4 separate regions of the Homo sapiens genome follow, and all the other regions are linked to region 4. Evidence: chromatin loops called from intact Hi-C (ENCODE). Cell type or tissue: heart left ventricle. All regions are shown on one strand. Region 1 has its middle 100 kb from the start of USP46. Region 2 has its middle 110 kb from the start of USP46. Region 3 overlaps USP46 (ubiquitin specific peptidase 46). Region 4 overlaps RASL11B (RAS like family 11 member B).

Region 1 (8,000 bases), 310 kb before region 4:
TATGCCCAGGGGCAATGAGATTCTGGGCCAAAGCATTGAAGGACATCCTATTTCTAGGGTGGGCTGGAACAGAGCCCAGGCTGTTCTGGCCAGTCCCCTACTATCTCATGACATTGCACTCCCAGCACATTCTACAGTTATTCTTAAGAATTACAAGTAAGAAAGTAGTGAGAACTGGGTCAGTCCAAGGCCACCTGGAGAACTGTCCTGCAGGAGTCATTGAGAAAGGAGTGGCCACCTGGGGTTCAGTGGAAAATTTTCTCTTAAAATGTAGCTACAGCCCAGGGTCCACAGAGCTTGACTTCAGTCTCACCAGTATTCTTTAGTTTTTCACTAACACTCTTTCCAAAGTCCTGCCTACCACCCCATTCCAAAGCCACATCCACACTTTCAGGCTTCCATTGACTCCTCCAGGTACCTACCTCTAGATTAGTTATCAATTACTGAGTGAAATATTACTTCAGAGTTAATGCCTTAAAATAAATACAGTATAATGGGAAATATATATTTGGTCTTTATCCCCAATTAGTGACCAACAGTTCTGAAACCCTTGGAATCCCCGGAGTGATAGGAGTGTTTCTGATATGTTAATGGAGATGACTGGTGGCTGCGGGGCCCCGGATACCTTCAGGATGGAGGCTGGTCACCCAAAAGACCAAGGCATGATTAGAGGGTTGGAACTTTTAGCCCACCTCAACCTTCAGGACCAACAGCTAATGATTTAATTAATCACACCTTCATAAACATCCCCCAACAACAGGGTTCAGGAAGCTTCCAGGTACTGGGAGGGTGGCATGCTAGAAAAAGGAATGGAAGCTCCGTGTACCCCTCCCTGTCCCTGTACCTTGCCCTATGCATCTCTTTCGTTTGGCTATTAGAATAAACCAGTAAAAGTGGTAATGTGTGTTCCTGAGTTCTGTGAGCCATTCTAGCAAATTATCAAACCTGAGGAGGTAGCAGATATGTGGCTGGTTGGTCAAAAGCACAGGAGGCCTGGGACTGAAGACCAGCATCTGAAATAGGAGGGACTGAGTCATTCACCTGTAGGGCCTGCACAGGTAGAGTCGGAATTGGTTGGAATTGAACGCTCAGCTGGTGTCCAGAGAATCAGAAAATAGGTTGTTGGTGTGGAAAACCCCCATACCTTTTGGGTCAGAAGTGTTGTGAGGAGATACAGCTCAACAATAAACATTTATTATCTCATCATTTCTGTGAGAAAGGAATTTGGGCGCAGCTTATCTGGTTGGTTCTGGATTGGAGTCTTGCCAAGAGGTTGTAATCAAGACGTTGTCCTGGGCTGCAGTCATCTGAAGGTTTGACTGGGCCTGGAAGATTTACGTCCAAAGTGACTCACTCATATGACTGTCTGGTGGTTACAGGTGTAGGCAGGAGGCCTCATATCACCAGTTGGGCCTCTCCAGGGCGCTGCTCAGTCCATGACAGCCGGCTTCCCTCCCAGCAAGTGCCCAAGAGAGCAAAGTAAAAGCTGTAATGTGTTTTATTCCTGGCCTCCTAAGTCACAGCCTGTCATTTTAACAGTGTCCTATTGGTTACCCAAGTCAGCCCAACTGATTACAGAAGGGAATTAACAAGAACATGAAGACCAGGAGGTGAGGCTCTTCAAGGGCCATCTTGGAGGCTGCCAACCCACAGGGCTCACATACACTTTTCAAATAAATGAACAAAATATTTAATCAACTCCAAGTCCTCTGTATTCAGTCCATTTGGATCTAACATGAGAGATAATGGCTTTTGACGACATGCAACTTTTTACTGGCTTTAGCATTTTCACTCTGGAAGACCTCTGACAAGTGATCTACTTTCATTGTGCCTCAAGTCTTAAAACAAGAGCTGTAAGATCACCATGAAATTAAATAATTTTAGTGCCATGGAGAATGTTCATTAATGAAACCTTCCCACAGGACTGGCCCCACGCAAAATCATGAAGCTAAAGTAGCTTGCTTTTTCTAACCCATCTCCACAAATCTCCCCAATTTCCCCCACCCCTGCTCCCCGACCCTACACATGCAATATTCAGTTTAATGTACAGAGGCACGTATTTTGCAGGATTTGCTTCCACATGCCTTGAAAAAGTGCCAGTTGGAGATAATAATTGTGTATACATGCATGTTTCAGTAAACTCGATAAGGCCAATTTTTCCTGTAGCTTTAAAACATGTCACTGAATCTCAGTTGAACACCTGATGAAAATGGCTTACAAACAGAAGTTGAGATGTATGAAAATCCTGAACACTGGAGACATTTGTTGTGGAGAGATCATCAAGGAGTGAGATCTTGCTGAGGGGCAGCGGATTCCTACAGCTCATCTCAGGCTCACCTGAAGGGTACATGAATTGAGCGGAAGGATGGATAGAGTTTGCTTGTTTGTTCATTTAACACATATTTTCCAAGCACCTACTTTGTGCCAGGCACTGTTCTAGGTGTTAATCTATGCTCACTTTGGGTTTTTGCTCAAATATCATCATTTCAAGAAAGCGTAGCCTGACTGCCATATTTTAAATTGCAATTTTGATTGCAGTCTTCCCAATCCCTTATTCTGCTCTACATTTTCTTGTTTCATAACATGTGTTATGTTTTACTACATACTATGATTTACTTCTCTATTGCCTTTTGTTGTCTTTCTTCCCCCCCCCAACTCCATGCCAGAATTTCTGCTCCACAATGGCAGGAATCTCAATCTATTTTATTCATTGATACAGTGCCTGACTCATAATAGGAATTGAATTGAATGCCCCGCTGGTGTCCAGAGAATCAGAAAATAGGTTATTGGTGTGGAAAACCTCCATACCTTTGAGGTCAGAAGTGTTATGAGGAGATACAATACAGCTCAACAGTACACATTTATTATCTCATCATTTCTGTGAGAAAAGAATTTGGGAGCAGCTTTTCTGGTTGGTTGGTTGGTATTGAATAGTTGGTGAATGAACTGATGAGTGCTGGCAGCATAAGAATGAATAAAACATACCAAATTCTCTGTCTTCTACAAATTCATTCATTCATTTATTCTCTCTCTCTCTCTCTCTCTCTCCCTCCATGCATATAGTTGCCATTCACTGGGTTAAGTCCAGCTATGATGCTATCACATTGTTCCGACCTGCAAATATCATTTCTTACAAATGCCCTGGGCAATCCGTGGCTTCTTTCCAGAGCAGCCTAAATGCCCTTGCTACAAAACCTAGATCCCTAGTGCACTGCATATTCTAATTTCCCATTTGTTTTTATGAAAATAAAGTTTGCCTTTCAAATGTAAATGCTCCAGGGCCCCAGTCAGGCTTCCTGAACTCTCTGCACAGCAGTACCTCTGGGTTTAGGGAAGAAAACAGATTTATTTTTACTTTCATATTGGTCTAACAACGTTACAACGCTATACACACTTTTGTCAATAAAGTTAAGATTACCACCACCCCCCTTTCCAAACTATGAAAAAGACAAAACTCATTACTCTCCAAAAGCCACATAAAAGCAAAAACATTCCACTGACAGTTTAATAAAAAACAGGACATGCCAAACAGGAAGCATACAGAGAATGACAACTGGGATTAAGCAAGGGGGCTGGAGAGGACAGATTAAAGATTCTCGGTGAGCACAATCAACAACAGGAATGTTTAAGGGAGGGTTGCATTAAAGTGCATGAAAATGGTAACTGACTTCAGTAATATCTACTGCCTTTCAACACAGATAATGACATTAGTGTATGAGATACAGAATAGACATCAGGAACTATTTTTCCAGGTAGAAGACAAAACGAGAACAAAAAGCCTTATATGTCAAGACCAACTGGGTACAAAAACAGTGAAATGAGAACAGAATGTGAATAGAAGGGGAACGTTGCTGAAACCAGCAATTAAGAGCTGTCTCAGGAATTTAAAGGCGTGTTTTGGTGGGAGGCATGGAGCGGGAAGGGACACAAAAAAATCTTTGTGGCTTTGTTTCTTTTGCCGAGGGATGAAAGGCCAATAGTGGTTGGTCTTGCGAAGGAGGGAAAGAATTGTCAAACCTGCATTTCAAGGGCTGAGCTGTTTAACAAGGTAGCACTAGCCACATATGTGATTGAAGATTAAACGGAAATAATTTTTTTTATACTTTAAGTTGTAAGGTACATGTGCACAACTTGAAGGTTTGTTACATATGTATACATGTGCCATGTTGGTGTGCTGCACCCATTAACTCGTCATTTACATTAGGTATATCTCCTAATGCTATCCCCTTCTCCTCCTCCAACCCCATGACAGGCCCCCAGGTGTGATGTCCCCCACCCTGTGTCCAAGTGTTCTCATTGTTCAAATCCCACCTGTGAATGAGAACATGCAGTGTTTGGTTTTCTGTCCTTGCAAAAGTTTGCTCAGAATGATGGTTTCCAGCTTCATCCATGTCCCTACAAAGGACATGAACTCATCCTTTTTTATGGCTGCATAGCATTCCATGGTGTATATGTGCCACATTTTCTTAATCCAGTCTATCATTTATGGACATTTGGGGTTCCAAGTCTTTGCTATTGTGAATAGTGCCGCAGTAAACATATGTGTGCATGTGTCTTTATAGCAGCATGATTTATAATCCTTTGAAATGAAGTGTAAAATTCAGTTTCTCAATCACACCAGTCACATTTCAAGTGCTCAGTAGCCACACGTGACACATTGGACAGCACAGGGCCAGAACATTTGTTTCATCATTACAGAAACTCCTCTACGACAGCACTGCCATGGAGCATGGCAGGTAGGAAAGCAAGTTTTGGTCAGTATCAACTCCAGCTTTACCTGTGGTTCTCTTACCCCCTAAAGAGCTACAAACTCCTAATGTTAGAGTCTGCAAGGACAGTGCAACTGAAGTCAAAATTCTCATCACCCTTGAGGCTTCCTCCTCCACACACACAAATGAGGTTCAGAGTGGTTAGAATAAGGCATTTATTAAACATATCTTCATAAAGGTGCCAGAGATACTAAAGTGAATAAAACACAGATTAAAACCTCCAGGTACTTGCACCCTTCAGCCAGTAGGGTAGACATGAAAGAGACTAATGACATCAAGATGGTCAATATGGGAATAGAGATGCATATGAGGCACTGTAGCAAACTGGATTTTCAAACAAAAAAAATGGCCATGGCAATATTTCCAGTTTCACATGCCTTTCCAGATGCTTCCCTCTCCATCAAGAATGGGAATCCATTTCTTCTCCTTTTCCACCTAGAGAGCCTCATGACTGCTCAGACCTATACAGTAGAACGGAAGTGATGCTATGTGACTTCTGAGGCTAGGTCATATAAAAGACACACATTCCTCCCGGCTTGCTGTCTCTCTCTCTCTCTCTGCCACGTGAAGTGCACACCTTTGTAGCCCTCAGCCACCCTGTAAAAAGTCTAGCACTTTGAAGTTGTAATGCTAAAAAGACCATGTGGGAAAACAACAGAAATACAGAGAGAGATGCCCAAGGAGCCCCAGCTGTTCCATACTCCGGAGGTTTGGCCCTTCCCAGCATCAGCCAAGTGAGTGAATGTCCTCTCAAATGATTCCAGCCCAGCCTTTAAGTCTTCCAGATGAGGTCCTGTTAACACTCAGGGATGGCTGGAGTGTAGGCAGATGTAGTAAAGGTAGGAGTTTCATTTATTCATTCTCTTATTCATTTATCCAATAAATATATATATTTAACCCCATTGTGCCAGGCACCTGGCTTGTGCATCAGTTAAGATTGCTTTTGACTGAAAACAGCTGCACTCCCAAAAAAGTGGTTCAAATGCTAAGGACAAGTTGTCTATTTAATGAGAAAATCAGAGGGGAGCAGTCCCTGGAATATGTTGCTGTTTCCAGCTAGCCTCTTGCTATCTTTCTCCTTCACCAACCTCAGAATGTTGGCTTTTTATCTGAATGCCTCATGGTCACAAGATGGCTGTAATAGCTCCACGCATCACACCCTCTCAAGCTTCTCATGCCACATCCAAAGGCAGGAAGAAGAAGAACACCAAAGTTTCCTCTTGTGTGCTCTCAACTTTTATCAGAGAGAAAAACATTTATCTGAAGTTCCCACCAGCCAACTTCCCCTTATATCAAATCAACCAGGAGCAAATCACACAGCCATCCTAGCAGAGGGTAGATGAAACAGGGAGGGTGCTGGGAAAGTGAGTATCTGGCCTTTTCAGCTTCTATAGTGGAAAACAGACGAGGGAAAGGGGGATTGGAAAAATTAGGGGGAAGACAACCAGCAGGGCCTGCCACAGCGAGGCTCATCAAAGTAGTTGGGACATAATCCTGCCTTCAGAATGCCAAGGTAGGAAACATCCAATTATGCAATGCACAACCATGGAAAAGTATGGAAAGGCTGCAAGCAGCACACTTGAGATGTGGCCAGTAGCATAATGGGAGGCAGAGGAGAGGAAAGGAAGGGAGAAGGTAGCGATAGTTATTCCCTGGTGGTGATACTTTTGCAACAGGCACCCCCTACACACACACACACACAAACACACACACATCACACAATTACCATTTAATTCAATAAGAATAATAGGATGTATTAGGAAACTCTGCTGTCATGTGGAGCGAGGTTGGATGGGACCAGGTCAGAGGCAGAAGAAAGACTAGATTTTTCTTTCTTTTTTTTTTTTTGTTTTTGAGACAGAGTCTTACTCTGTCACCAGGCTGGAGTGCAGAGGCACGATCTCGGCTCACTGCAACCTCCGCCTCCCAGGTTCAAGAGATTCTCCTGCCTCAACCTCCCGAGTAGCTGGGACTACAGGCATGTACCACTACACCCAGCTAATTTTTGTATTTTTAGTAAAGACAGGTTTTCACCATGTTGGCCAGGATGGTCTCTATCTCTTGACCTCGTTATCCACCCGCCTCGGCCTCCCTAAGTGCTGGGATTACAGGCATGAACCACCGCGCCCAGCCTAGACTAGACTTTTCAAAAAAAATCTACCTTAGTTTCAAAACAGAAATGGGAAGCAGAGTTTGAAGAGCTTACTTTGTTATTATGTATGTCTTAGTCCATTGGGGTTGCTGTAACAAAGTATCATTAAATGGGTGGCTTATAGGCAACAGACATTTATTTCTCACAGTTCTGGAGACTGGGAAGTCCAAGATCAAGGCATCAGCAGATTTGGTGCTTAGTGAGGCCCTGTTTCTGTGTTCTCACGTGGTGGAAGGAGTGAGTGGTCTCTGTCTGGGTCTTTTATGAGGGTGCTAATCCCACCCAAGAGGATTCTTCTGCCCTTGTGATCTAATCAATGCCCAAAGACCTTGCTTCCTCATACCATCACCTTGGCAGTTAGGATTTCAATGTACGAATTTGGGGAGACACATTCAATCTATAACAATATAATCTACAGAAACATTAAAAATACCCTCCCTGGAATTCCTTTAAATTCAAATGCTTTATTTAATCAGAGAAATAGAATAGAAGAGTAGAGGCAGAAATCAATTTCTTTAGATTAAAAAAGCTTTGCAATGCATTAAGAGGGAACAAAGGAATTTAATAACACAAAGATAAGTGACAGTGGCAGACAATCCCCCAACACTGACTCTCACACAAACAGTACACTTTTTCCCAATGCAAGAGGGGAAATGCTACTAATTTTTCACTGAACTATTTTCTCTTCTCCAGTCCAGGCTGGACTTGATAAATAGAAAGTATTCAAACAAGAAATGGCTGAGATATTGTAAAATAATAATTAAACCACATACACAATTGCTCTAGCTGAAAAGGTCTCTAAGCATTTTTCTGTGGATAAGAAATGCACATGTTTACCTGGAAGCTTCTGTGTGTTCATAGGATATGGAGAGTGTGATTAAACTGGAAGATAGGTGAAACATAAAAGTAAACTGGATTATTCTACTAAGAAAAGTTACCTTTTTGTTGAAAAATGAATGTACTACTAGGTCTTGCTTTTGTCCCAAATAAGTGTTCAACCAGGAGATTTGAAGCTTCCACAGGATAAAAAAGGAAAATACGAACATGCTATGCGTATGGATTTTGAAAGGGGTTTGTGT
Region 2 (8,000 bases), 320 kb before region 4:
CATTTTATGAGGCCAGCATCATTCTGATACCAAAGCCGGGCAGAGACACAACCAAAAAAGAGAATTTTAGACCAATATCCTTGATGAACATTGATGCAAAAATCCTCAATAAAATACTGGCAAACCGAATCCAGCAGCACATCAAAAAGCTTATCCACCATGATCAAGTGGGCTTCATCCCTGGGATGCAAGGCTGGTTCAATATACGCAAATCAATAAATGCAATCCAGCATATAAACAGAGCCAAAGACAAAAACCACATGATTATCTCAATAGATGCAGAAAAAGCCCTTGACAAAATTCAACAACCCTTCATGCTAAAAACTCTCAATAAATTAGGTATTGATGGGACGTATTTCAAAATAATAAGAGCTATCTATGACAAACCCACAGCCAATATCATTCTGAATGGGCAAAAACTGGAAACATTCCCTTTGAAAACTGGCACAAGACAGGGATGCCCTCTCTCACCGCTCCTATTCAACATAGTGTTGGAAGTTCTGGCCAGGGCAATCAGGCAGGAGAAGGAAATAAAGGGTATTCAATTAGGAAAAGAGGAAGTCAAATTGTCCCTGTTTGCAGACGACATGATTGTTTATCTAGAAAACCCCATCGTCTCAGCCCAAAATCTCCTTAAGCTGATAAGCAACTTCAGCAAAGTCTCAGGATGCAAAATCAATGTACAAAAATCACAAGCATTCTTATACACCAACAACAGACAAACAGAGAGCCAAATCATGAGTGAACTCCCATTCACAATTGCTTCAAAGAGAATAAAATACCTAGGAGTCCAACTTACAAGGGACGTGAAGGACCTCTTCAAGGAGAACTAAAAACCACTGCTCAAGGAAATAAAAGAGGACACAAACAAATGGAAGAACATTCCATGCTCATGGGTAGGAAGAATCAATATCGTGAAAATGGCCATACTGCCCAAGGTAATTTACAGATTCAATGCCATCCCCATCAAGCTACCAATGACTTTCTTCACAGAATTGGAAAAAACTACTTTAAAGTTCATATGGAACCAAAAAAGAGCCCGCATCGCCAAGTCAATCCTAAGCCAAAAGAACAAAGCTGGAGGCATCACACTACCTGACTTCAAACTATACTACAAGGCTACAGTAACCAAAACAGCATGGTACTGGTACCAAAACAGAGATATAGATCAATGGAACAGAACAGAGCCCTCAGAAATAATGCCACATATCTACAACTATCTGATCTTTGACAAACCTGAGAAAAACAAGCAATGGGGAAAGGATTCCCTATTTAATAAATGGTGCTGGGAAAACTGGCTAGCCATATGTAGAAAGCTGAAACTGGATCCCTTCCTTACACCTTATACAAAAATCAATTCAAGATGGATTAAAGATTTAAACGTTAGACCTAAAACCATAAAAACCCTAGAAGAAAACCTAGGCATTACCATCCAGGACATAGGCGTGGGCAAGGACTTCATGTCTAAAACACCAAAAGCAATGGCAACAAAAGCCAAAATTGACAAATGGGATCTAATTAAACTAAAGAGCTTCTGCACAGCAAAAGAAACTACCATCAGAGTGAACAGGCAACCTACAACATGGGAGAAAATTTTCGCAACCTACTCATCTGACAAAGGGCTAATATCCAGAATCTACAATGAACTCAAACAAATTTACAAGAAAAAAACAAACAACCCCATCAAAAAGTGGGCGAAGGACATGAACAGACACTTCTCAAAAGAAGACATTTATGCAGCCAAAAAACACATGAAGAAATGCTCATCATCACTGGCCATCAGAGAAATGCAAATCAAAACCACTATGAGATATCATCTCACACCAGTTAGAATGGCAATCATTAAAAAGTCAGGAAACAACAGGTGCTGGAGAGGATGTGGAGAAATAGGAACACTTTTACACTGTTGGTGGGACTGTAAACTAGTTCAACCATTGTGGAAGTCAGTGTGGCGATTCCTCAGGGATCTAGAACTAGAAATACCATTTGACCCAGCCATCCCATTACTGGGTATATACCCAAAGGACTATAAATCATGCTGCTATAAAGACACATGCACACGTATGTTTATTGTGGCACTATTCACAATAGCAAAGACTTGGAACCAACCCAAATGTCCAACGATAGACTGGATTAAGAAAATGTGGCACATATACACCATGGAATACTATGCAGCCATAAAAAATGATGAGTTCATGTCCTTTGTAGGGACATGGATGAAATTGGAAACCATCATTCTCAGTAAACTATCGCAAGAACAAAAAACCAAACACCGCATATTGTCACTCATAGGTTGGAACTGAACAATGAGATCACTTGGACACAGGAAGGGGAATATCACACTCTGGGGACTGTGGTGGGGTCGGGGGAGGGGGGAGGGATAGCATTGGGAGATATACCTAATGCTAGATGACACGTTAGTGGGTGCAGCGCACCAGCATGGCACACGTATACATATGTAACTAACCTGCACAATGTGCACATGTACCCTAAAACTTAGAGTATAATAAAAAAAAAAAAAAATTAAAAAAAAAAAAAAAAGAGGAAGTGAATAAATGTATTCATGTATATATTTTTTCTAATCTGGACAAAAATTTAAGGTTGAATTCACAGCCAACAGTAATAAAATATGTTAATTCCTGAGAAAAAAAAAAAAAAAAGAATGTGTTATAGGCCTGGAGTGGTGGCTCATCCTTGTAATCCCAGTACTGTTCAAGGCTGAGGCAGGAGGTTTGCTTGAGCCCAGGAGTTCAAGATCAGCCTAGGCAACATAGTGGGACCCCATTTCAACAAAAAAATACAAAAATTAGCCATGTGTGGTGGTGCATGCCTGTACTCTCAGCTACTCAGGAGGCTGAGGCAGATGATCACTTGAGCCTCAAAGGTTGAGACTACTGTGAGCTATGATCGCACCACTGCACTCCAGCTTGGGCGACTCTAGAAGAACCCCATCTTAAAACAACAACAACAACAACGAATGCTTTATAGAGTGTACTGGTCAGGACTCTTGGTCAAACGGGGAAAAAACTCAATTTGGACTAGCCTAAGCTAACACTCCCCTCTCTCTCCTGTCTGTCTGTCTTCTCTCTCTCTCTCTCTCTCTTTCCCTCTCTCTCTCTCTCTCTCCCTCTCTGTCTTTGAGACAGGGTCTCCAGGCTGGAGTGCAATGGTGCAATCACAGCTCACTACAACCTCCAAGTCCTAGACTCAAGCGATCCTCCCACCTCAGCCTCCCCCAAGAGCAGCTTGGACCACAGGCCTGTTCCAACACACCCAGCCCCTCCTCCTGAGTCTGCTCCTCCTGGCTTGTCGGGCACCTTCTCACAGGCCTGCTGTCTCCTTGAGGCTGAATCCTGAGAGCACAGATCCTGTGTTCACATCCTCGCAGCTTCACCTGCCCAGATGACAGACACTCAGAGCAATTGCTATGACCAGAAGGGGACAGTCAGCTCCTATTTGAATCAAATGTTGAACTTTTGGCAAGAGATGTGGGGCAGACCGAGCAAGCCCACTAAAGGAGTTGTTGGGGTCCCCCACACTAACACTTTGCATCTGCTGCCGGAGCCGTTATTGCCCTCACTGTCTCAGATTTGGCCAGCACTTAGTGGCTGCACAGGGACACTTCCCCTCTAGACCTGCTGCTCCCCTTTAGCCCAGTAGGAGGCAGCATTGCCCCTCCTTGCCCTACGACTCGCTGGACTGATTCCAGGCTTCCAGCTCAGCAGGAAGAGGATCCATTAAAAAGATTTTATCTTCGGAAAACCTTATCACCCCTCAAATGTCAAGACTTTCAGAAATTAATCTAGAGTTTTCTCCTTTTCAGGTCTCAAATTTTAAAACAGAATCATAAAATGCTAGAGCCAGGAGGAGCCTCTGGAGTCCTGTCACATCCAGCCCTCTGTTTTAAAGATGAATAGATCGACCAAGGCAGAGACTCAAATACATATTCTAACATTTGGTACCAGATTGCGAAGTCATTGGAACCGAGCATAAAAAGCTATCAAGGAGAGATAAAAGATCTGAAGGAAAGGTTGCGTATCAATTTCTGGAAAGCTGGACTAAACTTTTAATGGAAAACAATTATTTTATAAAAAGGTAAAGAGAAAAGGTGAAATTTTAAAAATAGGTTAAGTAATACTTCAATAATATTTAACCTACATATCAAATATACTATTATTTCACCATGTAGTCAGTAAAGACACCTGTGAATAAGATCTTTTGCATTCTTTTTCTGTACTAAATCTTTGAGATCTGGTGAGTATTGTACAGTTATAGCATATCTCAATTTGGACAAGCCATGTCTCAAGTGCTTAGTAGCCACATGCAGCCAGTGGCTACTGTGTTGGATGGTGCAGAATTGAAAAACAGGTTAGTACAGAACCTTGTGGAGCCCTCAGGACAAGCTGCACAGACATTTGAGCTCACCCAGGGCATTCTGGGGAAATGTCTTATACCAACAGAATATAAGGGGCTGATATATTTTACCAAAAAGAGCTTCCTGTTTGAAAAAAAATATATACTTTTCACCCCATCTCCTCTCCTCAGATAAGCTGCAGAAGGATGCATGATCATCGCATCATTATTATTCTTAAACAATGAACTGAAGTGGACCAGTCAAGTGAATGCCAAAGGGAGTTTGATGGAAGAGGCTGTCCTGTTCTCGCCTAGAGTGACCTCACAATCTGTGGCCCAGGAGGATTTTATAAGATATCAGCATGCCTGTGGAGAACAAATGAATAGTTTTTTCCTTAGTGCTAAAAACACCAGAGGCAATTTTCACATACCCACCCTTCGTTTTTACAGGACGTGGTGGGGGAGTCAGGCTGTAATCACAGTGTGTTAACTGAGGATAAAATAGAGAGCATCAGCTAGATTGCTCTTTCTTGAAAACAACAGCCAAAAAAGAAAAACAGCACTCAGGATTTTGAGTCGTTTTGCATGCTCAGGAGAGGATGGCAGTTTCAAGCACAACATCAAGAGGAAGGACAAAGTTGAGCCCAACTGGGCACCAGCAAGGAGTGGGTGCACCCATCCATGCCTCCACGCTCCTAAAAATGAGGGCTCCCGTCATTTTGGGGTAGTGGGTGTTTCACAGCCTGTTCTCCTCAGCAGCTTTGAAATTCCGCGTTCTGAGTTCTGGTAGTGTAGCCTGGCACAGAGTTGCAGGGACAAGGTTTGTTCGCACCCTAATCTCCTACCCCAGCCTGCTGTCTTCCTGGCTGCCCCACAATCTGAAGTCGAGGGTTTCTCACTAAACACTGAGCAGAGCGGCAGGCAGACCTTGACCTTGCCTCATACGTTCAAGTGAAATAAGCAACCACCCTAAAAAAGAAACCAAGTTTTGCCTTTGTTGATGGATTCCTCCTTCTATGGAAGTATCTGTGATAAGGATACTGTCATCCTGAACCACTGAGTCCTTTGTTCCAAAAATAGTGATTGACAGTCATTGATCACTTACTGCCGGGTGCCTATAGTAACTCATTTAAAGCTCTGCATAATAGTCCTTCCACAGCCGGTTGTGGTGGCTCACACCTGTAATCCCAGCACTTTAGGAGCCTGAGGTGGGCGGATCACTTGAGGTCAAGAGTTCAAGACCAGCCTGGCCAACATGGCGAAACCCTGTCTCTACTAAAAATACAAAATTAGCTGGGCTTTGTGGCAAGCGCCTGTAATCCCAGCTACTCGGGAGGTTGAGGCACAAGAATTGCTTGAACCTGGGAGGCAGAAGTTGCAGTGAGTTGAGATCACACCACTGCACTCCAGCCTGGGCAACAAGAGCAAAACTCCATCTCAAAAAATAATAATAATAATAATAAATAAAAATAAAATAAAATAAATAAAAATAAATTAACCAGTTATGGTGGCTCACACATGTAGTCCCAGCTACTCAGGAGGCTGAGGCAGGAGAGTCGCTTGAACCCAGGAGGCAGAGGTTGCAGTGAGCTGAGATTGTGCCATTGCAATCCAGCCTGGGCAACATAGAGAGATTCTGTCCAATAATAATAATAACAGTAATAGTCCCTCCAAACTATCCTAAGTGCTTTGTATACTGTATTAAAGTCCTAGGTTCGCCATAACAAAGTACCACAGACTGGGTGGCTTCAACAACAGAAATTGTATTTTTCCACAGTTCTGGAGGCCAGGCATCCAAGATCTAGGTGTCAGCAGTTTTGGTTTCTTCTGAAGCTATGAAGGAGACTCTGTTCCACACCCCTCTCCCAGCTTCTGGGGGTTTGCTGGCAATCTTTGGTATTCCTTGGCTTGTAGATGCAACACCCTAGTCTCTGCCTTTGCCTTCACATGGCATTTTCCCTTTGTATGTCTGTATCCAAATCTCTCCTTTTCAAAAGGGCACTGGTCATGCTGGATTAGGGCACACACTAATAACTTTATTTTAAGTTGATTACTTCTGTGAAGACCCTGTTTTCAAATAAGGTCACCTTCTGAGGTCTTGGAGGTTAGGACTCCAGTTTGTTTTGAGGGGGACACAATTCAACCCATAACACACATATTAACTCATTTGTCTTTCCAACAGCCCTTCAAGGCATCTTCCTGGATAATTTATCCCATTTGCAGAAGAGGGCACCTGGGACACAGAGAAAGTAAATGACTGGCCAAGGTCACTGTATTAGTCGGTTTTCATGCAGCTGATAAAGACATACCTGAGACTGGGTAATTTATAATGAAAAAGAGGTTTAACGAACTCACAGTTCCATGTGGCTAGGGAGGCCTCATAATCATGGCAGAAAGCAAAAGGCACTTCTTACATGGCGGCAGCAAGACAGAAAACTTGTGCAGGGAAACTCTCCTTTATGAAACCATCAGATCTTTTGAAACTTATTCACTGTCACGAGAACAGCACAGGAAAGACCTGCCTCCATGATTCAATTACCTCCCACCAGGTCCCTCCCAAGACGTGGGAATTGTGTGAACTATGATTCAAGATAAGATTTGGGTGAGGACACAGCCAAACCATAGCAGTTACCAAGTTGGCAGTTGGTGGAGTCCCACAGGCTGTCTAGTTTGAGTGAGTCTGCTGTGCAACCCCATATGTATTGTTATTACTGTCTCAGATTTACACCTGAGGAAACCAAAATATACAGGTCACAAAACCCACCAGTATTACACAGTGAGTCATTGGCAGAGCTGGAGTTTGAACCCACTGCTATTCGGCTTCAGCACCTGAGCTGGTAATCACTAAACTATGTGACTTCTCTTACATAAAAATATCTTCCCAGAATTCAGGAAAGGCTAATTCGCCACTGCACACTTTCCAAGGACTGCACAATTCTTTGGTGGTGTTGGTTATGCATGACAGTAACTGTTGGAAGGGACTGGTGTCGGTCATTGGCGTAGGGCAGCAGGGTGAGTATCAGGAAAAAGCAAAAGGACCCAGGGGATCTGCAAGTCCTTGAGCCCCCACCTCTAGCACTGCCCTTAACCACCTCGGCCTCTGCCAGGGAACCAGGAAGAGGATGGGCAAATAGGAGGGCAATTCTGGGCTGCTTTGGGTAAAATAAAAAGGGGGCAGGAAATGAAAGGATTCAGGCTGTTAAAAGAAGCGACTCAACAGATCTTGCCTTATCCTTTCTTCCTTACTGGAAGGAAGCGGGTCTTACTGTCGCATGAGGAAATGGGGGAGCCCAGCTCCTGAGCATTCAGGCTAGTCTTGGTGTGATTCATAGTGTGATGATTTCTCTCTCTGAAAAATTTAAATGTAGAGACACAAAGCTGGGAGTTGAGAGCTGTGTCTCATGAATGTCACAACTGGGGTCCACACCTACCCTCCTCAGGATTAGCTGTTCAATTCCTCCTGGAATTTTGGGAGAAATCCATTGAATCCCACCCCCAACTCCCTGTTACTAGTTGTTAGTGGTGGTTAAGAGAGCTTGAGTTGTTTTCTCTATTCACTTAGTTTGAGTCCTGTACACTCATAAAAGTTATATCATTACCTTTCATTTCATTGAATCTAAACTATCTTTTCCCCATTTGCCCAATTT
Region 3 (8,000 bases), 260 kb before region 4:
ACATAGGAGAACAATGCTACTTCTGTGGGGAGGAGTTTGAAGAATCCTAGTTAGTGGCATGCATGACTTGGCACCAACTGAGCTCTGCTACCAGGGCTCTTCTGACCTTGTGCTCACATTACAGAAACTGACCTTAGAGAACCCAACCTCCCGCTGAACGTCCAGTTCCCTTACCTGTGTCTCTGCCAGTCCTCCCAAGGATTTGAATTGGGCACCCACAGAGACCCACACTGAAAGTCCTGTGTACCCTGTGCAAGGGGCCCTCCTGTCCACACCACCCCTGCCACCCACTTTAGCCACAATGCCCACCAGGTCCCAGGCTCTGCCTGCCCTAAGATCTTCCCCAACCCTGCACCAATGTGAGGCCTCATCCAGTGCTCAAGGCTGGGTTCCAGATCACTGGAACCCTGTGTTCTTCAAAAGAATAACAGGTGTTCTTTAGGGAGAACACCACAAAACTGGCATATAACTAGCCAATAAATATCATTTTACTGAGAATACAAGAAAATATCCAGTGACTTAAAGTTAATACACACAGGATAAAATATGGGGTGCTTCAGATGTGAAGTTATACAGTTTCTGATGCCATCTACCCTAGTACACAATTAAAAATATATCAACCTATTCCTCTGCGTGGCAATGGTAGTCTCCTGGTAATGGTGTATTCACCATAATCCGACCTTAACAGATGGAGGAGAAAGACTCTTGCTCTATGACATGCCCCAATCTAAAACCTATGAGGGCAGGGGGAAAGCTGTGCCTACTCCCAAGACAGAACATAAACCTGTCCCAACTGAGCAAAGAATAACAAACAGGTGAATTTTCAAGATACTTTTCTTCCCTTATACCAAATTATGGAATAAAAAATAGCTGCTCAAAGGAATTTTGGCAAAATGCTTTGCCTCTCCATATCTAGAGGCCTTCTCTCTCTTATCTTTTTTCTGATTATATACTTATTACAGAATGTTGGGGAAAGACCAAAAATAACAAAGAATATTTTTTAAGAATATATTTTTAATCACTCAAAGTGCCAAAAAATTATTAAATTTGATCCATTGCTTCTAGTCTTTATTTACACATCTTAAAATACTTTTGAGATCATACTGTAAATGCAACTTGGCTTTTTAAAAATTAAAATCATAGCATAGACATTTATTTCTCCATGTTATTTCAAATTCTTCATAACCATCGTTTTCATGCAATGGAGATTTATTAAGTAATTTCTCTCATGATAGAACATTTAGATTATCATTACTGGAATGCTCTTTATTTTATGTGCCTGCAGGCATGTTTATATATTTTTTGTGATGATCAGTAAGAGTTTGGCAGAGATCCCAAAACTATTGAGTGCCACGGCCCAGGAAAGGTGCAGCTGGGTATACTTCAGCGAAGAGGCAACCCTTACACTTACCCTGTATACCTGCTTCCAGTCTTGCCCTTACCTGCCACAGTGAACGACCACCGCAACCAAGTCATACATGCGGTCCAGGTTCACTGCATCACTGGAGGTGTTGAAGAGCCGGAGTTCCAGAGGGAAGACCACACGGTAAGACAGCTTGGTGTATCTGTGCAGCTGCTCCATGTACTTGAACCGCTTTAGGTGCAGGGCCAAGATCATGGGCAGCTTTTTTACCCTCATCCTAAGAAACCAAGAAATAGAAAATCAGTTGTACCCAACACCTATTAGGGGAAGAGAATACACTGTCATCTGCACAAACAGAATAGTAGGAGGTTCTATCCAACTTCAAACCAGCAAACAACCAAACAGTTTGCAAGGATAAAAGTATGCTGGCATATATAGAGCTGACTTATCCTACATCCCTGGCTCCCAGCAGGAGAAATGTACAATGGTGTGTGTCTGTTTGTTGGAAGGAGACGTTCCAGAATTTTTGTACAAATAAAAATAGGCTGTGCAATTGTTCTCCATCACTGCCCTGTGCCTTCCAGAGAGAAATGATATTTGGACAATCTACCCCCTGAGATGATGGAGAGGAAGGTTGAGAGCTTTTGAGAACAGGAAGCTGGGAAGAGGACAAGGTAGATGATGCCGACTGCTGGACTTACAGGTTCTGAGGACTGGCAGGAGGATGGATGCTTCTGACACACACTCTTGGGCATCGGGACACCAAGCGTGCCAGGCTCACTCTCATTCCGACCCTTGTGATCTTGGGCAAGTCACTTCCCTTCTCTAGCTCTCAGTTTCCTTATTTATAAAATGCAGGGGTTGGCTTAGGGCTACATTTCACAAACTGGGCTCAGGAGAGCACTGGAGATGTTAACAGATGTGGTGTTTCTGTGGCTAAGTAAGTTTGGATGATGCTACTTTCTGCTTTGAAGATCCTATGTGTACATTACCAGACTGAAGACTTTGAGAAATCCTGCAGTAAAGGAATTGTTCTGTTGTTTGATGTTGCACTTCCCAAACTTATATAAACATAGAAAAGTTTTTTTACTAGGTGACCATTAACATTTCTCAGTAAAAAGTCGCAAAGGCAACAGTTTATGCAGAGTACACTGCTAGAATAGAGGGTCTTCCAGTTACCTTCCAGCCCCCATTCCATGAATGTACTGAATTAAGTGTAAATGCCATTTAGTTTGTGTACATTTTTAATGCATAGTATGTGAAAAAGACAAATTTTAGAAGAATAGTTTTAAGGAATCTATTAAGGAAAAGCCCTGTTCATATAAATAAGCAAGTAAAACAACAGTAGAGAAATAAGAAGTATGGGGAACCCCATGTTTTATGGGAACACATGACATTGCAATATATAAACCCCCCAGGGCTGAACAAAAAATGTCTTAATGCCACAAAGGAAGACCCCAGGCCAGCCTTAGGCAGATTGAGGTTATAAGGATGGGGGACAGACATGAGTGACCTTCTTTACTAACAAAAGGTATCTACCTACCTCCTTGAGGACTGCCCGCTAAGGTGACTAACCATCTGTAAGTTTTGCAGCAAAGAAAAGTGTACATGTTTGGAGTGAACGCCTGGGAAGGCTGGGCAGAGAAATGATCTCAACCTCAGGTCTAGACCCCTGAGGGTTTTAGACAGCAGTATTGAGCATCTGCCAGCTGCCTTGAATACTCCAGAACCACTGACAAGATAGATTTAACTCACAGGAAGCCTTCGCAGGATGACTGAAATGGCAACTTTCCTGGCTTGTAGGAGCAGATTAATGGGGGTTATTCCAGATTTTCCAAGAACTGTAACTGTCTAGTGTGCAGGAAAGGTGGTGCAATAACTTTCTAACTTTCTTATCACCTGTTCTTTTTCTTTTTTCTTTTTTTGATACAGAGTCTCACTCTGTCACCCAGGCTGGAGTGCAGTAGTACGATCTCAGCTCACTGTAACCTCTGCCTCCTGGGCTTAAGTGATTCTCCTGCCTCAGCCTCCCGAGTAGGTGGGATCATAGGCACCTGGCACCATGCCCAGCTAATTTTTGTGTTTTTAGTAGAGACGGGGTTTCACCATGTTGGCCAGGCTGGTCTCAAACTCCTGACCTCAAATGATCGGCCTGTCTTGGCCTCCCAAAATGCTGGGATTATAGGTGTGAGCCACTGTGCCCAGCCTCTAATCACCTATTCTTATAACTGATGTGTTAATAATTTCCTCATGAGTCCTTATGAAATGATATATATTTTTTAAACCTCTGTCTCTAAATAAGAGGTCCTAATGTTTAAGCAATACAAACAAAAATAATATTGGGTGTCTACTATGTGTTATATACTCTGCTAAGTACTTTATATAATTTACCTTTAATCTCAAGAGAATAGTGATTATATTTAATCATTACTTGTTTATCTAGCATAATATCTGGCACATGGCAGGGCTCAACAAATATTTGCTGAATGACTGAATGAATAAACAAATAAGTAAACAATCGGACAGACAACTCTCCAAGTTGTTCTCTCCAAGGTCAGCGTTCTTATCCCAGTTTCACTGGTGAGGAGGATAACTGACTTCCCCAAGGCTCCATGGCTACAAGCCCAGGTAGCTGAGATTGATTCAAAGCCAACCCTGCTGGGCCCCACAGTCGGGATCCTTCTCACCACACAAAGATAACCCTGAGCTAAATCTTTACCTACCTTTTCTGGGCTTCTTGTTTGCTGCAGCATGTTTCACAATAATATTTTTGTTCACTACACAGTGTTTCTGTGTTGCTGAAGTCTCTGTAGAGGAAAATATTTCCATCTTTAAAAAATGTCCAAATCTACTTGGTATACTATGTTTTAAATCCCTCAATTAACCTGTAGGGTAATTTTTAAGTAAAAATGGAAGAAGAAGTAATCAGAAAAAAATCCTACTTAAGACTAGGATGGTAGAGAAACTACAGGATGAAAAACAAAAATAAGCTAAGACTGGGTGCCATTACGGTGGTAGACATGCTCTTTTCATCGAATCATGAATTTACCATGAGAGATTCAAATATAGTTTTATTTAATGGGACACAGGCAGATATAAATTAGGGTTTCCAACTGGATTCAGAAAAAAAACTCATGATTTAATGGAGAATACCTATAAGCTAGAAATTAAAATCGTAATAGAAAAATACTGTTGAGTAAAAGTTCACCGTAAACACTAAAACTTAGATCCAGAAAGTAAATCACATAACATGCAAGGTGACATTATTGTGTAGTTAATGAAAAATAGTATTTCTCTGGTAGTCCATATTTTCAAAGAGCATGAAAGTAAAGATAATGAAATTTAAACCACATACAAAACTGCCCTCTTAGTGAACTAAAGAAATCCTGAATTAATCAGATGACCACCTCCTACCAACCCCTGCTCCCCACTGCTCCCCCGCCGGAGGAGATGAACTTTTGCCTGCCTCCTTTGGAGAACAAAAGCCATTGTGTTTGTCATATGTGTATCTGCCTTATCATGAGGTTCTACTCTGCTACTTACGGTTTTTATTTTTTAAATGTCATGGTTTTTCATTCTTTTCCAGCCATCAAGATTCTACTTAACATTTCTGTGGTACTGCTTCAAAGGCTGAAAAGAACATCTGGACTAATACCCTATAGTTTTGAAAAATTCTGGGGCATTTCCTTGTTCAGTGTCCTAGTACCATAATGACCAGATTTTATTAAACAGAAAATGTTATTTAAAATGTGTTAAATGATTCTACCACTTACACAGAACACATCAAAAGAAAACACAGATTCTTTCATTCATTAAGTCCCCAAATGTTTCCTGCCAGTCCTCTGGGCTAGGTTCTGGGGATCCACAGAGAATAACTGCCTTCATACGGCTCACACTTTAACAGAGATGTGTGCAAATGAACCACTGACAACATGAAATGATCAGTGCAGCTTCAACAGAAAGCATTACATGATTCCCCTGCTGAAATCCTCCAGCAGTTTCCAGTGCACTTATCCACCCTGCCTCCTTCTCTCTGCTCCAGCCACACTGGCCCTGGGAAATCCTCTTCTCACCTTAGGGTGATTGCAGGTGCTATTTTCTCAGCACTGAGAGCTTCCTCCCAGAGGCTTCCATGGCTGGCTAACCCGGTTGTTCAGCACTCAGCCTAAACATCCCCTCTTTGGAGAAAACTTCTCTGGCCACTTTGTCCAAGCCTATCCAGCCCCTATCACATTGCCGTCTTATTTCTTCCCAGCATCTGAAACCATTCCTCTGTTCATTTGATTACTTGCCTCCCCTCTATGTGGGCAGTGCACTTGTCATTCCTATATCCCCAGCATGACACACAATGGAACACATTAATATTTGTTGGTTGAATGAATGAACCAACCAAGACAGAAGCAGGTGTAAAGTCCAGGAGAAAGCACAGAGAAAGAGGGAAAGTGTGCCAGGTGAACAAGTGAATAAGGGTCAATGACTCCTGAGAGAGAACACTGCAGTGCAGAGGCCTGGAGGTAGGGAACAGCAGCGGTGACGTATTAGTCTGTTCTCATGCTGCTAATAAAGACATACCTGAGACTGGGTAATTTATAAAGAAAAAGAGGTTTAATGAACTCACAGTTTCACATAGCTGGGGAGGCCTCACAATCATGGCAGAAGGCAAAGGAGGAGCAAAGTCATGTCTTACATGGCAGCAGACAAGAGACAGCAGGTGCAGGGGAACTCCCATTTATAAAACCATCAGATCTTGTGAGACTCATTCACTACCACGAGAATAGTATGGGAAAAACTGCTCCCATGATTCAATTATCTCCGCCTGGCCCCACCTTTAACACGTGGGAATTATTACAATCCAATGAGATTTGGGTGCAGACACAGCCAAACCATATCAGGCAGCAAGTCACATAGCCTGGACTATGCTACCAAGAAGCCAGCATGAACCCTAACCAACAGTCTCAACAAAGAAACGACATAATCAGGTAGTGCTTTTTAGAAATTCCACTTTTGACAGCATGGTGGAGGGGGCATTGGAGAGGGATGAAAGGCAAGAAAGCCATTAGAATGCAAATGTACTAAACTTTCAGATTTCAAGTACATGGTGCATAAAACAAACTCATACTTAGCTGAATGAATACTTCAATTGAGTAAGTGCTGTGGAATCTTGTTTTGGCTGCATGGGATTGACTGGAGTGGAACGGGGAGCCAGAGGCAGGGAGATGAGTGTGGGTGTGATGGAGCTTCATATCCTCCCAATGTCTACTGCAGAGAAGCTGTACTACCAAGCTAAAGGGTCACAATAGCCAAAGAAAGGCCAGCAACAAATAAGGAATCATTCATTCCTACTCATTCTTATTTTCCCCAAAAACTTATTTGATTTGTAGACCCAGACAGGTGGAAATATAGCAGAAGTTAATACCTAATGTAAAGACCCATTTTACAAAGAAGCTTGCTGACAGAGTAATGCTCTTAGGGCATCCATGAGTTGAGAATTAGAAAATGAAGGTAAGTTAGGAGAAGGCGAGGACCCCAGCAGTAAATGCTGAGGCAGAGCAGCTGTCAGTTAATGTTCTATACCTGTTGGAACAAAAGTGGGCAACAATGGTATAGGAAACTCTTCAATGAGAAAGACAAGAGGGGCACTTGCTCTTTCCAACACTTGGGATAAATTACCAAAGTACAGAGCAGAGGTTGGGAGAAAAACACAAAATTCTTTGTATTGCTTTAAAAAGAGGCAGAGCAGCAATAAAACATTACTTAAAAATACACTTTGGGGCTTGATATAGTTTGGATCTGTGTCCCCACCCAAATCTCATATTCAATTGTAGTCCCCAATGTTGGAGGTAGGACCTGGTGGAAGGTAACTGGATCACGGGGGCAGAATTCTCATGAGTGGTTTAGCACCATCCTCCTGGTGCTGTCCTCACCATACATCGTGGAGAGTTCTTGCAAGATCTGGCCGTTTAAAAGTGTTTAGCCCCTCCTCCAACCCCTGGCTTCTGTTCCAGTTATGTGATGTGCCTGCTCCCCCTTCATCTTCTGCCATAATTGTAAGTTTCCTGAGGCTTCCTCAGAAGCCAAGCAGATGCCAGCACCAAGCTTTCTGTACAGCTTGCAGAACAATGAGCCAATTAAACCTCTTTTCTTTATAAATTACCCAATCTCGGGTATTTATTTATAGCAATGTGGGAATGGACTAATACAGGGCTGGTCCAAAAGTAGTGAGTTATCTCAATTGATGGTTCACAGTCAGTTATAGATCAAACTCCTTGTTCTACTTTTACCCTCGTTCTCAGGAAGGAAGGAAGGAGGGAAGGAAGGAGAGAAAGAGAAGAAAACACACTTTGGGAACAAATCTAATAAGAAATGCACACTTTTACAAAAAAGGCACTAAAGCCTTATGCAAATATTTTAAAACTTTAAAAAATGCAGAAAGACTGTTTCTGGATGGGAAGGCTATCATTTTTTGTAAACACAGCTATCGTGTCCAAGTTAATGTCTATCTTTGATATATTTTCAATTAAAATCTTCTTTTTCACTCACCACAATAATTCAAAATTGATATTAAAAATCCTCAAGCAATGCTTCCCGATAATTTCCATGTCATGATCCACACAGAAATACTACATGAGAAACACAC
Region 4 (8,000 bases):
TACCCAAGCCCAGGCTCTTTGTACAACTGGCCAGCATTCACCTTGCCATCACTCCTCTCTTTCAGGTCCATGAGAACAGCCTGAGCTGCAGTGAACAGCTGAATAGGTGCATTCGCTGGGCAGATGCTGTGGTGATCGTTTTCTCCATCACTGACTACAAGAGCTATGAACTCATCAGCCAGCTCCACCAGCACGTGCAGCAGCTACACCTGGGCACCCGGCTGCCTGTGGTGGTCGTGGCCAACAAAGCTGACCTGTTGCACATCAAACAGGTTGACCCTCAGCTTGGACTGCAGCTAGCCAGCATGCTAGGCTGCTCATTCTATGAAGTGTCTGTCAGTGAAAATTATAATGATGTCTACAGCGCCTTCCACGTCCTCTGTAAAGAGGTCAGTCACAAACAGCAGCCTAGCAGTACACCCGAGAAGCGAAGAACCTCCCTCATTCCCAGGCCCAAGTCACCCAACATGCAGGACCTGAAGAGGAGGTTTAAGCAAGCCCTCTCTGCCAAAGTGAGGACTGTCACCTCCGTCTGAAGCAGGAGGAGCACTCAAGGGGGTTTGGTCTTCCCAGGAAGAGGGCCTGAGGTTCTCCTAGTGCAGGAACGTTGAATATTGGCAATGATTCCTGGTTCCAGAAAGGGCTGGAGCAGAAGGGCCAAGAGGGCCTGTGGAACTGCTACAGAAAAGGAAGTGTTGTTCTGAGCAGGGGGACAGGATTGATGAGGCTTGAAAGAGCCCACTGAGCCACTCTCTGAATATGTGAAATGTACTCTGTGTCTTTTCCTTTAGAGTGGGGAGGGGGCATAATCGTTTCGGTTTCTGCATTCAACTACCTTGTAAATGGTGGTCCGTTGCAGTTTCACCAAATGTATTGATGTGATTTACAGTGGGAATGAAAGAACAGATTAAGCATTGATAGGCTTTCTTTTTTCCCCCTTTTTTCTTTTTTCTCTTTTCTTCTTTCTTTTCCTCTTTTTCCCCAAGAGGAAGAATTGCTTTTCTCTTACCAGTATGATTTGTAACTCTGGAACACTATTCTTACAGAATGCCTTTCTAACCTGAAGGATACCCAGATTTCTTTCTTTATGTACAAGATGGAAAATCCCCTACCCCTCAAAAACAGGTTGAGTTTATGGGCCAGAATATTTTGTATACCAGACATTGGTAAGCTCTCATGGTTTACAGGAAGGCTCTGGTTCCCCCTCACAGGATGAGCATGCTCAGTTGGGCGTGTGTGGAGGAGCTGTGAACTTCACGCTCTTCAACCCCAGACTTTGACTGTATAGTTTTTTGTTTTTTTAACTGTTCCATCAGGAAAAAAATGTGTCAGTTGATTTTGGTGTGACTTGTGTAAATGGTTCATGGCAATGACGTTGGGTTGCTTCCTAGGCCTGGCTGAGTTGTGCCTAAGGGTGGCTGAAATACTAAAACACTTATCTTACAGCAAGTGAACAGGGGCTACCTGCCACATCCCCTCCACAGATGCACTTTAAAAAGCCACTCATGCTTTGGCTTAAACTGTAATTAATTTATTTTATGTACAATAAATCGCATTTGAAAAAGAGCAGATGTCTAACTTCGTCTCTATTGAAACGTTAACTTTCTGCCGTTTAGACAAAGTATGACCTAGTATCCTGTGATTATTGGGCACATTGAATCTGGCATTGTGCCTTTCAGGGGTTATCTCTCAAGGATCACAGCAATCCAAGGAGGTGCATTCTAGTATTATCCCCATAATACAGATGAGGAAACAGGCTTATAGAACAAGATCAGTAACTTGTCAAAGGCCACAGCCTGTAGCATTGTAAACTGCAATTTGCTGCTTTATATTCAAGAGTAGCTGATCTTCTATTCACTAACTTTGTGGTCTTCCAGGTATACCTAAGACAGATGTCTGGCTCCACATAGTCAGCACAGCCTCGAGCGTATTCTTTCTTGGACACTGAGATGACTGCTTCTTTACACATGCTTTGTTGGCAGACCTCTTCTTTGGGTATGCTGCTTTCAGGAGATTCACTTTATTCTCACTGTAGAAGCTTGCAGTCATTGATCTGGGGCTGTGAAATCAGGAGCCAGTCCCATGGACCTTTGCCACACGTGTCTCGCTAAAGCTGCCAGCTCTCTCATCTATGCCACTTGGGCCTAGAAGCTCTTTCCTGCAAGCTAAGTGAGCCACCATCTACAGGGGGAAATAATCACAGCTGACATTTCTTTGAGTAGTGCTTTCACATACCTGATCTCATTTAAGGCCCAGGAGAACCCAGGAGAATACTGTGGGGTATTGACACCATTTTACAGATGAGGAAGACAGGCTCTAAGTTTTGAGTGATGTCTTCAAATTCACACAAAGGAGCTGAACCAATGCCACCTGACTATATTTACTGTTCTTAGTCTTTTAGAGCATGTCATAGCTAAGACACTCTGGCATGCGTGGGGCGATGGAGCCACAGTGAATAGCAGTTGAGGGGCTACTGTGGGGTGGTGCCAGGATTTCCAATCAGTGTTCCCACAGGGTACAGATCCTCACAGCTGACAGCGTTTCCAGTGATGCCTCAAACCTTCCTAATATGCAAGGTAACTTTCTATGCTTTCAGCCTAACCTCATCTCTGAGAAGGGTGTGTGTGTTGGGGGTGGGCAGGGAAACGGCGCTAACATGGGACTGAAAACATCTCAGTTCAAGGGTAGTGACAAGTATCTCCAACTGGATTCTATTCACTTTTATTTCTATTCAGCCAATGTGGTTGTGTTAACAATGTCCAGTGAGTGAGAGGTTGATCTTTATATATTTACTGAAGAGCCCTTCCCCACATTCTGGAATTAAATAAGAGTTTTCCTGCAGGTGGCTTTATGCTCCCGAGGCACTGAGCAGTGCTGCACTTCAGTGACCACTGCCGCGCCACCGCCCCCTTTTCTTCCCACCAGCTTCCAGGCTGCAGGGCTCTGGCAGCCCTTGTCTGCTCCCTTGCTGAGCTGTGAGCTCCACCTTCTCCCTTCCTGGCCCCGCAGCTAGCGATTGCCCCTTACTTCCTCACCCCTGTACTGGACTCAGTGCCTCCTACTGCACCTTAGACAGGCTGGAAGGGAGCTCAGAGCTCTGGCGCACCCAGAGGGATAAAGTGGCTTGTGCAAGGCCACTCTAGGAGAGAGAGAGTGGGGAGAGAGAGACAGAGAGAGACACACACAGAGGGACAGAGACAGAGTCGCAGCTGGAAACCACCCAAGTCCCCATTCTGTCCACTCTCTCAGGCGGACTTGTCTATTTATAGTTCTGGAACACATTTTTCTCTCTTCTAATAAATCTAGCTTTATGTGGTATTACTTTTGCTCATCTCTTTCCTTGTTGGTTAACTCTTCAATTAATGTTTTTGTTTTGTTTTGTTTTAAAATTTATGATCTACCACCACCTGGCCCTGAGAAACGACTCTCTCCACCTAGGAAGGGGAAAACCTCCTTTGCCACCTTGGAAAGGGAAGGCAGGGATGTGTATGCATCTGGGGTACCGGGGAGCAGAGAAAGGGAAGGAGTTCGAATTTACTGAACATTTAAAACACGCCAGATTCTACGTTATCCCCGTTCATCTTTTGAAGAATCCTGTAAGGAAGGGTAGTAATATTGCTTCTATTTTAAAGATAAAGAAACTGAGGCACAGAGAGATGAAATTTACCTGCTTAGGGCCACATCGGTTATAACAATTATTATTTCTATTTATGGAAAATCTGTGTGCCAGACCCCATAGGAGGGTTTTTGAAATAACTGATGTTTGCTGTGATAGCTCTACAATCCATCTTTAGTCTCCTCTTCAGAAAAGCAAAAGGGAGGCTGAGAAGAATTGGCTGGCCCAGGCCCTAAGGGGCGGATCCAGAACTCCATCCCAGGTCCGTCTGATGCCACTGCCTAAGCCCTGGGCTGATGGCTCAGCAGAGCCCCACCTCGGAGCCCTCCTCTTCCCTCCCCTGGCCAGGTCTCCTGTCCTGCTGTTCTCATCTCCCCTTTGCTACTGTGGGCTCCTGGATTCTGCCGGGCTCCAGGCCCCCCTGGCTGCCAACCACATCTGCTGTTGCCATCAGCCAGCTGCTCACTGGCCTCCAGCCCTGCTCAGTCATAAAGACGTCCAGGCTGGGAGGGGGAGGGGCGTGCAGTCCGGCTGTCTCAGAACCAAATCCACTTCTGTCACGATGTCTGGCTTTTGAGTTTCCTCCCTTGCCTCAAATCAAAAACATTCGCAACACTCTGCAGCCTGCCTGGCGCTGCGTGGTGTGCAGAGAGGGCTCAACCCTCAAAGTCTTCCTGGCTGTTCCCGGCTCCAGCACTCACCAGGCGCCGCAGATCCGGGTTTGCCTGCCCAGCCAGCTCCTAACCCCAGGTTTAGGAGCCATGGGTGTATTTATGGTGAGCCCCTCGCTTTGGTGGAAAATGAGATTTTGACATTCATCTTACACTCCAAGAGGGAGAAAACAAATGTGTTTTCTGGGCAAATGAACAAGTTTGTAGGCACATCCCTCAAAAATGAGCCCCTGATAATCTCTGGTGCTACCTCTGCACCCAGGGGAAATGGGCACTGTCCAGCTGTCTCTGTGGATAACTCATGACAGGTCCCTTGGGGAGTGGCCCAGGATGAATTAGAGAGCTTGTCTGGTTATAATAACCAGGAAAACTGGTGTTGCACAGATTCCCTTTCAAGTCTAAAGAGAGATGGTTCCAGAAAGTTCTTACTATCCTCACTACTCTCCTGAATTTGCAATGAGAATGGGATTAGGGTTATTACTGACTGTGGCAAGATCCCAGCCACCACCCTCCAAGCTTTCCCTCTCAAATAGTTTGCAAACCCTCCATCGTCTGGTTTTGTCTTTTTAAATTCCTTTTAAGACAGAGATGGAGTCTCTTGATGTTTCTTGGGCTGGACAGCAGACATTTGTAATACTGGATTCTGTGTTGTTGAGATTCTGTTTCTGGTAACCAGGGTAAAATAAATAATAGTGGTCTTGGGGGTAGTTTGATGGAATTCTTTGTTATTGGGATCCCATTGTAATGGAGGGGTGGCATAAACAGAGCCATCTGCATAGGGCCCGGCCTGCTAGGGACAACTCTTGGCTGATGTAGCCTGGAGTGCTTCCAACCACTTGGCCGTGCCCATGCCCGCTATGTCTGCCCTGAGGTAGACTCCAGAAGAGGGTTTACAAAGGCAGGAGTCAACTGCTACAAAGTATTTACACTTCTATCAATTATGTTTATAAGGAGTGTGGCCAGTGAGGTCGCTGGCAGAAGGTTTGGATTTGTAAGTGCTTGTTTAGGTGATAAACACTCAGACCCAGGCCCCAGACAGGGGAAACCAGTCTTATCACTCAGCTCAGCCTTTTAAGTCACCATCAGGTGGTTGACAGCTGCTGGATCCCTTTCGAATGGATACATTTGGAGGGGTTGAAATGGGAAATCAGTAAGTCCATCTCAGATTCTGCCTGACTTCGTGGCTAGCATTAGTGATAGAGAAAGTTCTATCACAGACATATGGCCCTGCATGAGCAATCATCAGACATTTATTACCAATAAATTCTTATGTGCTCTGTATGAGCCCACCATGTGCCATGTTCCAAATGCATCACACATATTAACTCTTTTAATTCTCCCCCAACCTAATGTGGCAGGTCCTATTGTTACACAACTGCATGGTCAGCGAAGACCAGGAGAGGTGGACTACGAAGTGGAAGAGGTGGGATTGGAATCCAGCCATCGGATTGGGCTCTTGACCTCTGGGCTATGCTGTCTTGGACCTATGTTGGACCGAGTTGTTATTCCTCCTCCATTTTCTCATCTCCTTGTAGACCCCATGAATGCCTCCAAATTTCCTCTTCATTTAGTATTATTCTCCTGTTGACGTTTTATAGTTTTGAGAGGTAACTTCCTTGGCGTCCTCAGTGTGAAAACCCACATTCCTTGAGATTCACATGCTGGCCACTGTGTTAGGGATGGCTCCACAGCAACCCCCCCATGAGGCAGGTGCCATAGTTATCGTTTCTTACAGATGCAGACACTGAGGCTTGGAGAGATCCACAGTGCTTGGAGTGGCAGAACTGGGACTTAGGCCCAGAGAAGCCTTCAGAGCCCTTTTCTGCCTGCTGCTCCTTCCGGGGGTGGAGGGCATGACTTGCTTCTCCTCCAGCCTCTCCCATGCTGAGAAGTGTGCCCACGAGCCTGGCAGCAGCAGGGAGTTTCCGGGAGGCTCTGCCATGGCCACAGTCCTCCTTCCCCCAAGCCCCCCTCTTTTTCCTTATTTGTTGGAGGCCCTTTGCAGGATTTATACCAAATGTCTATTGTGTTCCTGCTTGTTAATCAAGGAGCAGTGAACGTCCTGTGCCTCCTGCTTCATCTTCACCCAAACTCTGGTTACGAAGAAATTCTTCCAGCTCACCTTTCCTCCAAAGCCTTCCACCACCTGACCACCGGCCTGGCTCAGCTCCTCAAGCCAGCCTCCAGAGAAGAAAAAGATGACCATAAGCCAAACTTCTGACACTTCTCCCACCATTCACAGACTGCCCCTGACCATACTAATTACAGTATGGGGAGCATTTTCAAGACAAAAGAACTGCTGAATAACATTTACAATCAATACCTTCCTCCTTTCATCATTTCAGATTAGAGGCTTCTGAATTTTTTTTTTTTTTTTTTGAAATGGAGTTTCACTCTTGTTGCCCAGGCCAGAGTGCAGTGGTGCGATCTCGGCCCACTGCAGCCTCTGCCTCCCAGGTTCAAGTGATTCTCTTGCTTCAGCCTCCCTACCTGGGATTACGGGCATGCACCACCACACTCGACTAAGTTTGTAATTTTTTTAGTAGAGACAGGGTTTTTCCACGTTGGTCAGGCTGGTCTAGAACTCCCGACTTCAGGTGATCCACCTGCCTCAGCCTTCCAAAGTTTAATATTTCTTAAAATAAAAAATTAATTTGTAAAAATACAGTTTTCTGCTATGGCCGATTAAAGTCACAAAAGTAATACACAAATACACATTTGCTGTAAAAAAAAATAAAATAATACAAAAGTATACTGAGGGTGAGACTCTCCCTTCTCTTAGCTCTCCCATTCGATATTCCTTCCCAGAAGTACCATTATATATGTATTTCCAGAAAGTTTCCTTTGCATATAGACATGCGGTTTACAACTTCACCTTCAGTAGATGCTCACGTCGGGCCAGACCATCAGAGAAGCGCCAGCTACTCATTCTGAGTGCCAGAGAGTCAGGGACGCATCTTGTTCTTTCATCACAGTGGCCCAGAACCTAGCACAGTGCCTGGAACATGGCAGGTGCTCAGTCATCAATCTTTAGGAATGAATGAAGGAGTACAGATTTGAGTCACGTAACAGGTTACTTTCCAATTTTTTATTTTAGAAAAGTCGTCTCCTCTTTAACATTTCTTACGGATGGCTACCATTAACTTCCTTATTCAAATTCAACACTTTAAGATTAGTAGAATGAAAAAGGCACCTGCGGTCTCCTCTATTTCATGAAAGAACTGATATTATGTGGAAAACATACCTGGGCAAGAAAAGAGTGTCTGTGTCCACAAAAATCCTGCTTTGATTACATCTTAAAATAATCTCCAACTTCATGGTTCTTTCAAAAATGACAGTGTTTTATAGAGAACTAAAATCAGAGACATGTGAGTGTTTTGGTTTACATGTTATTTCCTCCACCTGTGTAATCCACAATAAAAACCTTTTCAGTTTTATCTCTTTATTACCAACATGGATGCCAGAAACTTCCATCGACCATACACCTACAAACATGTGGGTTGCAAGTGGTTCGTTTTTGCCCTGGAGTTCTTACAAAGTTTCACTAGGTGGGTCTAGGTTTTTCTGCTATGGTCAGATGGAAAACTTAAACTTACAGAAAAGAAAGCTTTATATTTCAATCAAAACTCATACCCACAAAGTCCACAGGGGTTGCTGTTACAATTTAGACTCCCTGGGACCAGGTATCTTGTACTGGAGTCTTTCTTTGGAGG

What was found. Hi-C counts contacts between places; a loop is a spot of excess contacts. Peaks named below come from ENCODE experiments on the same cell type or tissue, not always from the same donor. Only the 100,000 strongest peaks of a DNase experiment are listed, where the experiment ranks them.
Region 1: a loop joins it to region 4, with 2.0 times the contacts of the local background. A loop is called at or near these places in 26 of 110 quality-filtered maps.
Region 2: it touches region 4 in a loop (4-fold over the local background); 25 of 110 quality-filtered maps call a loop at or near these places.
Region 3: a loop joins it to region 4, with 2.2 times the contacts of the local background. A loop is called at or near these places in 2 of 110 quality-filtered maps.

Annotation. Positions count from the first base shown.
Region 1 is chr4:52,551,624-52,559,623 of GRCh38, forward strand. No RefSeq gene overlaps it. Among named protein-coding and RNA genes, the nearest start is that of USP46, 100 kb to the right of the region's middle. In heart left ventricle, no CTCF peak of the experiment used is centred here; no DNase peak of the experiment used is centred here; H3K4me3 peaks cover 17 bases; H3K27ac peaks cover 998 bases.
Region 2 is chr4:52,541,978-52,549,977 of GRCh38, forward strand. No RefSeq gene overlaps it. Among named protein-coding and RNA genes, the nearest start is that of USP46, 110 kb to the right of the region's middle. In heart left ventricle, a CTCF peak has its summit at 3,661 (motif pointing right); DNase peaks (open chromatin) are centred at 3,272 and 3,674; H3K4me3 peaks cover 1,936 bases; H3K27ac peaks cover 4,603 bases.
Region 3 is chr4:52,600,415-52,608,414 of GRCh38, forward strand. It overlaps USP46 (ubiquitin specific peptidase 46), which reads right to left. Exons shown (of 9, transcript NM_022832.4): 6 at 4,087-4,170; 7 at 1,443-1,640. Among named protein-coding and RNA genes, the nearest start is that of USP46, 55 kb to the right of the region's middle. In heart left ventricle, no CTCF peak of the experiment used is centred here; no DNase peak of the experiment used is centred here; H3K27ac peaks cover 2,105 bases.
Region 4 is chr4:52,865,270-52,873,269 of GRCh38, forward strand. It overlaps RASL11B (RAS like family 11 member B), which reads left to right. Exons shown (of 4, transcript NM_023940.3): 4 at 66-1,566. The coding sequence ends at 536. SCFD2 (sec1 family domain containing 2) reads right to left here. Exons shown (of 9, transcript NM_152540.4): 9 at 7,713-8,000. Among named protein-coding and RNA genes, the nearest start is that of RASL11B, 7.0 kb to the left of the region's middle. RefSeq lists enhancers at 2,450-2,950, 2,951-3,451, 7,834-8,000. In heart left ventricle, a CTCF peak has its summit at 3,110 (motif pointing left); DNase peaks (open chromatin) are centred at 3,072, 4,122 and 5,104; H3K4me3 peaks cover 899 bases; H3K27ac peaks cover 4,204 bases.